Linked DNA regions of Mus musculus: region 1 is linked to region 2. A link is a contact called in ENCODE POLR2A ChIA-PET data. All regions are on one chromosome and are shown on one strand. Each heading gives the region's core, a stretch centred on a gene start or an enhancer-like site at or near the end of the contact. The rest is flanking DNA. Distances are from core to core; before and after follow the strand shown.

The links. ChIA-PET counts read pairs that join two places held with the same protein, here RNA polymerase II (POLR2A).
Region 1: POLR2A ChIA-PET joins it to region 2 with 12 read pairs in embryonic stem cell. The contact joins the promoter of Dgcr2 here to the enhancer-like site in region 2. POLR2A ChIA-PET finds 5 or more read pairs at or near these places in 3 of 5 experiments (Patski and embryonic stem cell).

The regions. Positions count from the first base shown.
Region 1 is chr16:17,890,030-17,894,903 of GRCm38, forward strand. Dgcr2 (DiGeorge syndrome critical region gene 2) reads right to left here and starts at 1,699. Exons shown (of 10, transcript NM_010048.3): 1 at 1,357-1,699. The coding sequence starts at 1,435. It overlaps Tssk1 (testis-specific serine kinase 1), which reads left to right and starts at 4,174. Exons shown (of 1, transcript NM_009435.2): 1 at 4,174-4,874. The coding sequence starts at 4,324.
Region 2 is chr16:17,811,568-17,816,947 of GRCm38, forward strand. It overlaps the pseudogene Zfp520-ps. Among named protein-coding and RNA genes, the nearest start is that of Scarf2, 17 kb to the left of the region's middle. Within about 2 kb of position 4,059, at least 2 of the 3 ENCODE cell types and tissues checked have a DNase peak (open chromatin) inside an H3K27ac peak, as active enhancers do.

The DNA.
Region 1 (4,874 bases), core at 449-2,948, 76 kb after region 2:
GAGAGGGTTGTGTGTTCTGCATTCGAATACCTCTATCGTTGGGCAGGCAGCAAGAACTCACATGTCCTTTCTGAAATGCTCTCAGCCAGCTGGCAGGATATAGGAACAGACTGGCAAGGGGCATTGGACCTCACCTGCAAAACTGGACCCAACAATCAGAATGGGTTCACTGTATGCAGAAGTATACAAACATGTTTACCAATATGTAAAAGGTAAGAACCCACAAACCCTTTAGCCTGACAAGAGAATCATATCCACAAGGGTTCCTAGCGGGCTACTTTACAACCAGTCAGTTCACTATGCAGAGCAGCTGGCTTTTCCCTTCCTGGAGCCCAGGGAAACGCTCTGTTCAGTTGAGTGTTGTCTTGGGCTTGGTCACTGAGGCTCTGGCAGACATTTCCACATGGGACAAAAGCACAAAGCCAAGCATTGAAATATGTTGCAGGATGGGAGCTGAGATAGGACACTGCTGAGGGTGCACCCACCTGTTCTGACACCCAGTCATGATGTCACCCATAGAAGACTTGCCTGGGGCATTCCTTCATGGGAACCTTCCTCTGCTAAAAGCATTAAGAGCTCTACTTACCACCGCCCTAGTACAGAGGAGTCTCTGAAAGTTCACAGACAAGACATCCCTGCTGGGATCCCTAAAGGGACAGTGAGGCTGTACTGGTATTCCTGTGCCTGATGGATAAATTGACCTGGCTTTGTTGCGGAAGTAGGGTGCAGTGAAGGTTTTTTTTTGCAGGGGGGGGGGCACAGTTCAGAAGTATCTGAAATAAGCAGAAAAGGGACCTGAGGTTCCCCACCACACAAAACTCCAAGGGAGTATCAAAAGTAGTTAATCACACCACACAAAGCACTAAGTGCCAGGCACCGCTGAAAGGACTCTCCCCTGCACCTGGTACTCAGTTTACTCCCAGTACCTCCTTTGGGCAGGGCTGGACTTCTGTGATAAAGCGTTTCACTAAGTGGCAATGAGCAACCAGACATCGCTGTCCAGGGCTGAAACGCTGGCACTAGGCCACAATTGGGCGGACACTTGGGGCACCAGGTGCCTCCACAAGCTGCTTCCAAGACTTCCACTCAGCCAAGCAGAAGGGTGCGCCCGAGACGCAGCTCCTGGCCAGTGGGTCCCAGAGCACGCGGCGCTCGGTGGACCTGGGTCTAAAGGCAACATCCTCGAGGCTCCGAACCCTGGTACACTCCAATTTGTGCCAGGGCAGGGGACGCCCAGAGGCCCGCGGCCAGGCCTCGCCTGTGCCGGGCCGAGGAGCAGTAGCCCCCAGCAGCCGCGGGGGAACGGACGTCCGCAGCCCCACCCCCGACCGCGCCCCCACCCTCAGCACCGCGCACCTGGCCGCAGCGGCTCGGTGACAGTGAGAACCAGCAGGAAGAGCAGCAGGAAGGCACCGCTGTCTGCCTTGGGCACCATTTATCCTCCGTTCATCGTCCCCGGGGCAGCCGCGTGACCCCGCGGGGAGGCCGGACCTGGCCGAGAGGAGTGGGTGAAGGCCGGACTCCGACCTGGGGCTGAGGGGCGGCAGGCGAGGGATCCAGCTGGGCCGCGGCAAGAGAACGCCACCGACTCGCGCGCACTCTAGGCCGCAGGAGCGGGATGAGATTCCGGCTCGCGCAAGATGGCGGCCGTCCTGCTCCGGCCCGCGCCACCCCGCCTCCGGCCCGCACTAACCAATGAACGCCGAGCTGGGCGGGGGGTGGGGTGGCGGAGGGAGGTAGGACCCGAGCTCCAGACGCGGGGCGGGGCATGAGCACGAGAGGCCTAGGGAATGAGCGAGTGGGCGGGGCCAAGGGCGGGGCTAGCAGGAAATGAGGCGTGCCATTGGCTGAACCGAGAGGTGGGACGCAGCCTTGGCAGCGAGGTACCAAAAGGGGTCCCTAGTGCTGGTAGGGTCACAAGGACTGACAGTGCTGGCGCCAGGGTCTGGGGTGGGTAGGAGTGGGGAATCCGGGATTAGTGAATTGAGGAGGTATAGCTGGACCTGAACGATCTTTACTCCTGGAGGCCCAGGTCTGTCCCAGTGCCAACATATTCCCTAAAGTGGTCTTCTAAACGCCGAACGGCTGTGAAGAAAGTGAAGAGCTCTAGTGAAAATAAAGGACCAGCAGTCTCTGTGGATCAGGGAATGGCACAAAGAATATCAACAGAGGAGGAAATGGCTTAATGGATGTCAGAATCTAACAGAGAAGCCCAGAGTCTCTGGACCAGATCTGGGGAAGGAGCTGCCTATACAATGGAGAAAAAAAGCCCAGGCAGAGACAGGGCTAAAGCCTGGGAACAAGGCTCCACATGCTAAACTCACACCTGCCTTCATGAACAGCATGAACGTGGAAGGAGAGACAGCAAATGAAAAACCAATCTGTTCAGGGGAAGGAAGTGAAAAGTGGGGAAGGCCAGTCACCTCCAGCATATCTGACTCACTCTTATTGCCCCTCCACCAAAGTCCCAGGATTTCAACCTACGATAGATACATGGAGCCATGAGTGAAAGATGCTAACTTGTTATAGGTAGGTAAAGTCAAGGTCAAGTCGTCAGACATTCCAACTTTACCAGGTCTTGGCCCAAGATGTTGGACATAGGACTTGTCACAACAGATGGGGGGTTCCTTGCTGGCAGAAGCAAGGGTACCTGTCCAGTGCTGCTCTGGGCACTCAGATAGTTTTATGGCACATTCCCAGCACTGAGTACAAGATCCAGGCCTAGCCTTCTGCCCCCATACCCACCCCCACTGCAAATCTGCCCTGGGAGCTCAGCCAGAGCTCTGAGTTGGGCAGGTCCTTTGGAGGGAACTCAGCCAAGTGCAGTCTTCCTGCCAACTGTCCACCTGCAGAGCCGCCGTTAAGAGTCCAGGAAAGGTTTGGAAGAGAAAAGAGCAGGACAGGAAGTGAGAAGTCTGGCTGAGCGGTACAATGAAAGCACAGAGTTAACTCCTTAACCCACCACCACCACTACCACCACTGGGCCAGGAGATAAAGAACCTGAAGTCGGCCCAGGTCTGTCTCAGGGCCCAAAACACATTCAAAAGTGCTCTTTTAAAAGGTGAAGCCCCAGGCTGGTGAGATGGCTCAGCAGGTAAGAATACTAACTATTCTTCCAAAGGTCCTGAGTTCAAATCCCAGCAACCACATGGTGGCTCAAAACTACCTGCAATGAGTACATCTGAAGTCAGCTACAGTGTACTTATAATAATAAATAAATCTTTGGGCCGGAGTGAGCAGCAAGCAGAGGTCCTAAAATTTCAACTCCCAACAACCACATGAAGGCTCACAACCATCTGTACAGCTGCAGTGTACTCATATGCATAAAATAAATAGATAAATCTTTTAAAAAAAAAAGGTGAAGCCCCTTACCTCAGGCTGGAGCCAAGCACAAACGAGTTTGTTCACCTTCAGTATGCTCCAGTACACTGACAGACCTTCCAGGTTCTAAGTCCAAGCACCCCAGGCAATAGCCTCATTTCCCCCTGGGCATTACTCCTTTGTGACTTCACCCACTGAAGTCACCTTCTCAGTGACTTTAAGGGTTACCTGTGTAGACAGAATCAAGAGCTGAAGGGTAGGGTCTCATGAACGCTGGCTTCCTTACCACTGGCCTGTAGAGTCACTGCAGACTGGCGTTTTTTCCTCTAACAAAGGTTACTGTCAGGGTGGCCCTTTCTGTTCCCTACTCTACCATGTGAGTCAGGAGTCTGCTACTACCTTAGGGAACTGCATCACCTACAGAGTTCCCTATATTTTGCTCCAACCTTTCTAAAGCACCCCTTTATCAAGACTTCCTTCTACTATCCTTGCATGAGTGTATCTTCTATTTCTGCCTGGGACCCTTGACTGATAGGACCACCCACACTGGATGCCCTAGATTGACCTGATTGATAATGAGCCATGCCACTGTAGAGCAGATCAATTTCTAGGATTAGAAACATGAGCAGACCTTTGTGTCTCATAAGCCTCTCTCACCTCAGGCTGGAGCCAAGCATGAAGCCATTCTGTTCCCTGTTTCGTGTACAGTCTTCAGTCTGCTCCAGTACACTGGCAGATCTTCTAGGTTCCAAGTTCAATCGGCCCAGGCAATAGCTACATTTCCCCCAGGGCATTACTCCTTTGTGACTTCACCCACTGAAGTCACCTGGGAGACAGTGCTGAAAGTTCCATGCTAGAGTCTTGGGCCTCTTAGGAGGCAGGGACAGCAGGCCTGGACAGCTCAGAGGACTCTCTGTCCACAGTGTAAATGAGGACACTGCTGGCCCATGTCTGGCAGGGATGTAGAGGGCAGCCTCGGAGGCACTGGGCACTCCCGGCACCATGGATGACGCTGCCGTCCTCAAGCGACGAGGCTACATCATGGGGATAAACTTGGGAGAGGGCTCATATGCCAAAGTCAAATCCGCTTACTCTGAGCGCCTAAAGTTCAACGTGGCGGTCAAGATCATCGATCGCAAGAAAGCCCCCTCAGACTTCCTGGAGAAATTCCTTCCCCGGGAGATTGAGATTCTGGCCATGCTAAACCACCGCTCTATTGTCAAGACCTATGAGATCTTTGAGACATCAGATGGCAAGGTCTACATTGTCATGGAGCTTGGGGTCCAGGGTGACCTCCTCGAGTTCATCAAAACCAGAGGAGCCCTGCAAGAGGATGATGCTCGAAAGAAGTTCCACCAGCTCTCCTCGGCCATCAAGTACTGCCACGACCTGGATGTCGTCCACCGAGACCTCAAATGTGAGAACCTTCTGCTTGACAAGGACTTCAACATCAAACTGTCTGACTTCGGCTTCTCCAAGCGCTGCTTGCGGGATGATAGTGGTCGACTGATATTAAGCAAGACCTTCTGTGGGTCAGCAGCTTATGCGGCCCC
Region 2 (5,380 bases), core at 2,809-5,308:
GAGTGTGGTTACTGGGGGTGGGTGGGTACCGAAGGATCAGTGAACACAGTGGTCCAGAGCTGCTTACTGCACACAGCAACATGGGACCCCAGTGGCTCCCCCCCCCCAAGATGGTGTTTCACATAGTCCAGGATAGCCTTGAACTAGCTTTGTAGCTGAAGATAACTTGTGCCTCTGATACCCTACCCCCCAAGCTGCTAAGATTCACGCCATTCACCATACCTGGTTTATTAGGGATTGAACTCAGGACTTTGTTCAAGCCAGGCAAGCACTCTACCAACTAAGCCATGTTCCTAAGGAACATATCCCTAAGCTGTGTTCAGTGGCTTTATAATTCTCATTTTATTTTTATTTTTTTAATTTTTTGTTTTTCGAGACAGGGCTTTCCCTGTATAGCCCTGGCTGGCCTGAATTTTTAAAGACAGGGTCTTACTATATAGCCCTGACTGTCCTGGAACTCTGTGTAGTCTAGGCTTGTCTTGAACTCACAGAGCTTCACCTGCCTCTGCCTCCTGGGATTAAAAGTGCGTACAACATCCAGTTTATAGTAGCTTTTTATTATTGCTTTTCTGTACACTTCAAAACACAAGTGTTTAAAGCATCCATTCTAGAGGCACGACATTTGGCATTCCAATCTCACTGCTGTCCCTTGTGTGGCAGGACACCATTGCTATTTTAGGGCTAGAGATAGGACCTTTTTGAAAAGATTGAAGTCCATTCATTGTTAGCAAGGTAGAAGTATTCTGATGTTGCCATCTAGTGGTGAACCGCAGAAACATCTGGAGCAGAAAAGAGTGTGCAATAGTCCTAGCAGAAAAATAACCCAGCAGTTTGTATTGCTAGGAGAGGACACTGAGGTGGGGGTCCCAGGTTCAGGTTTTTCACCAAAGTTGTCTACAGCCAGCTAGAGGAGAAGCTCGAAGAACGCTGTAACATGATGCCGATGGTCTGGTGGGATACGAGAGTGGAAAGAACAGGAAGACACAGGGAAGTGAGGCAAGAGAGGTGAGCTGGGGTGAGGATTGCACTGCCCACTTTGAGGGCACCTCCCAGACTCCCAGACCTTCTGCTAGGCCTATCTATGATTTTAAACTTAAAGATAATTATAGTGTTATGTGATGTGTGTGCACATCTCAGTTCAGGCACAAGATGCCATCGTGTGCTATGGCAGTCAGAGGCAGCTTTGCAGAGGCAGCACTTTCCTTTCAGTGTGGAGAGAACTGGTCAGGCTTATGAAGTAATTGTATCTGCCTGGTGAGCCAGAGTGGCTTGTTACTGCTAGAGCACGTCCCAGGCCACCCATCCATCAAGGTTTTCTTACTCTGTAGCCCTGACTGTCCTGGAACTAGCTATGTAGACCAGGCTTTGCCTCAAATTTAAAGATCCACCTGTATATGCACAACTCCTGGTTCTTCAAGGTTTCCACTTCTGGAAAGTTGAGAGAAATTTCTACTGAGAGCCTGGGGCTCCTGACAGTGACCTGGAAACCAGTGACCCTATGAGGACCTTTCTGGAACTCTTCCCAGCATCAGAATTGGGCTTGGGATAATTTCTTGGCTTCGTCAAGTGAGTTTCCAAATTTCTACTCCTGTGAACTGGGACCAGGAGGAAGTAAAACATGAGGAACTCTAAGAAGTAGATCATCTTTGCCCACTGTCTTTGCCCTCTGCTTGTTTATACAGCTTTAGGAGTTGAGGAAATAGGCCAGTTGGTAAAGCACTTACTGTATCAACAAGAAGGCCCGCGCTTCATGCTCAGTGCACACACACAAGGATGCTTGTAATAGGCATACTTGAGATTCCAGCACTGACGAGGTGGGGGACAGGCAGAGTCCTGGGATTTACCACTCAGCATAGCTTCATCACTGAGCCCTAGATCCTAGAGAAAGATGCTGACAAATGGTTCTTGAAGAAAGATCCCTTCGCTTCCTAATTCAGCTAGCCCTAGGAGTCCTTCTGTCTCTGCTTCCCCAGCCCTGGAATTAAAAGCATGTTACCAATCCTGGCTTCCTATGTAGGTGCTTGGGATCTGAACATAGGCATGTGTCACTAATCTTAACTTCTAGTCTTTTTTTTTTTTTTTTTTTTTTGCTGCGTGTGTTTGGCATATGTGTATGCGTGAGTGTGTGCACCCATGTGTTCATTTGCAGAGGCCAGAAGAGGACATCAAGTGTCTTGTTCCATCACTCTCTGACTTTTTCCTTCAAGACAGGAGCTAGGATGGCAGCCAACAAGGCTCAGAGATCCTCCTGTCCCTCCTTGATTCAGCATTGGGAGGGTATGTGTGCTCTGGGGACTAGAACTCAGGTTTTTATGTTGTCACCTCTGTGACATTTCTCCAGAGCTTTTAATTTGTGTGTGTATCTGTGTGTGCATGCTTGTGGGGAGACACCAGGTGCCTTCCTTTATGGCTTTCTACATTAGTTGTTTATTTTGAGATGGTCTCACTATAGAGCTCTGGCTGGCCCAGAACTCTCTCTCTCTGTAGACCAGTCTGGCATCAAACTCACAGAGATTCTCCTGCCTCTGCCTCCCAAGTGCTGATATGAAAGGCATGAGCTACCACATGTGGATCTACTTTATTTTTCAAGCCAGGTTTCTGTGGATGGAGAGATGGCTTGGTAGAAAGTGCACGGACTGCTCTTCCAGAGGACACGGGTTTATCCAGTCCTAGGGGATCTAATCTACTTTTCTGGCCTCTGTGGGTACCAGGCACCCAGGCAATGCACTAGCATACATGTAGGCAAAGCACCTAAATAACAATTAAAAATTCACTGGGAAATGTCAGGGTCTCACTAGTTCAGCTAGACTGGCTGGCTGGAGAGCTTCAAGAGCCTGCTGGTTCCTGTTCTGCTCAGAGGTGGGCGTACACCTGTCCACTACACCTGGCTTTCACACAGGTTATGGAGGTGCACACTCAGGCCTTCACACTTGCATGGCAAAAAGCAGTTTACCCACTTACACATCTGCACAGCCCTTATTTTCTTTTAAAAGAAAATGCCAGCTGGGAGGAGGTGATGCACACCTTTCATTCCAGCACTTGGTAGGCCAAGGCCAGTCTGATCTGTGGGAAGAGTTCCAGGACAACCGGGGCTACACGGAGAAACTCTATTTCATAAATAAATAAATAAATAAATAAGACAATTTTTAAAAAGAAAGGAAGGAAGGAAGAGAGAGGAGAGAGAGAGAGAGAGAGAGAGAGAGAGAGAGAGAGAGAGAGAGAGAGAAGGAAAAATGCCTGTGTCTAGCTGCAAAAACTCTCATGGCTCTGGCCCCACTAAGCATGTTGGTAGGATGACTTCTTCCCTAGCCATGACCATATCTAGTAGGAGGGAATGGCTTGTGAGAGACTACTTTAAGGTCAAGCCAGGCTTTTTCACCTGGAGGGACAGTCGTCTGGCTCTGAGAATCTAGAGCTGATGACTTGGGAGAGTGGGGAAGTAACCGGCGAGTGTCACCCTGATTGACAGATTTGTTCTCCAGGGGTCAGTTGTATCACACACAGCTTTGCTATGCTCAAAGCATTTATGGGGTCCATGCCACTCGCCTTGGTATTCCCTGCATCCAGCAGGCTGCCAGGCATGGAGCTCAGCAAGCCCCTATTGAACTCCTCACAGTGCAACCTCTGGCGCTCCAAGTGTGAGTTCCAGCAGAAATCCTTCCCGCCCTGGAAAGCCTTCTCTCCCGGGGTGAACCTTCCTGTGTGTGGTAAGACAGTGGTTCTGGGTGAAGGTCTTGCCGCACTTGTGGCATTTGTAGGGCTTCTCGCCAGTTTGGCTGCACCATGAGGTAGGAGTACAAGCTGAAGGCCTTAACGCACTCGAAGCACCGGAACGACTTCTCCCCGCTGTGGGTGCGCTGGTGCACCCCATGTCCCAGGGGCAGCAGAGCCGCACTCGCAGTACTTGAAGGGCATGTCGCCGTGTGCGCCCTCTGGTGGAGGGCGAGGCCCGCGCGCCTGTGGGAGGCCTTGGCGCAGTCCCAGCACTTGAGTGGCTTGTGGCCACGGTGGATCTCCTCGTGCACGGTGAGCGAAGAGTGGCAGGCGAAGGCCTTGCCACAGCCGCACCTGCAGGGCCTCTCACCCGTGTGGCCGTAGAGGTGGCGGGTGAGGTGCGTGCGCTGGTTGAAGGCCTTGGCGCACTCGGCGGCGCATGCGTAGGGTCTCACCCCGATGCGCGCTGGGCGGTGCGTGCTGAACAGCGAGCTGCCCCTGGAGGCCTTCTCGCGGGCACCGCGCTTGTAGGGCCGATCGCCCGCGTGCACCGCGGGTGCGCGTTGGGGCATGAGTAGCAGCGTGGCTGCGCTGGTGCTCCACGAGGTCGGCGCTCCAGAGGCCTTGCTGCACTCGTGGCATCTGAAGGCCATTGCGCAAGTGCAGCGAAAGGGCCGGGAGCTTTGCAGGAATACCTTCCCGCACTGGCTGACTTGCTCTCCGCAGCGTCAGTGCCCACCCACCTCATGCTGTCTGTGCTCTCGTGTAGATTGCCTGGGCTCTTCTGACGGTTGCTGTGCTCTTTGGTGGTTCTGAGGCAGTCCCTTTGTGGACTGGATGTCCTTGCTGCATCTGGCAGATGAGTGTTCAGTGAGAGTGCCTTGATCAAAGGAGAGGGGGCACCCTAGAGGGACAGCCTCCTCAGTCCCACTGTGGCTGCCAAGGCTCTCCTTTATGAGGTCGCTCCCACTAGCAATAGGAGCTGGCTTCCACAGCGCAGCCTCGCTCCCCAGTGCAGTGTCATTCTGCAGCTCCCAGGCCAGGATACTACCTGGGCTGCCTCCCATCTGACCTGCCTGAGAATCAAAGCCTGATATAGCCCTGTATTGTAAATGTCCTCCAATTATCTCAGGCTCCACCTTCCAATCTCTAAGAGATTGAAGCAGAGTTTTCTGTACGGAGCAGAAGCATGGCCCTGGAGCTCAGACTGGGTTGCTGGACTGGAGTTGCAAATAAACCAGAAAATTAAATAGAAAACCAAAAGCACCCGGAAGTCCAGAGGCACAAAAGCAGAGTGCCCAAGTGAACCGCCAAAGGAACTCTTCCAGCTGAAGACCCAGCCAGGCTTCTAATCAATCCCCGAGGGCTGAGATCAGGATCAGGTCTCGGGATCAGGAGCTGATTCAGTCCCAGATACATCCACCCACAGATTGCACTGGCATAAACTCAAGTCTAAAAATGTGAGCCAGCAGTTCTGTGGTGCCTCAGGGGAAAGAGGACTGCCTCCTCTCACTCTTTAGTACTCCGTCCCAACAGCTGGCGCTGCTTGAACACATCAGAAACGTAGCAGCAGACCTCTTGATGGGTTTGCCTCCTAGGATGTCCTCTGTGGAGCTATCCTGTGAGGTAGTGCGTGTGCACAAGGGCTGCCCCAACCTCACTTTCC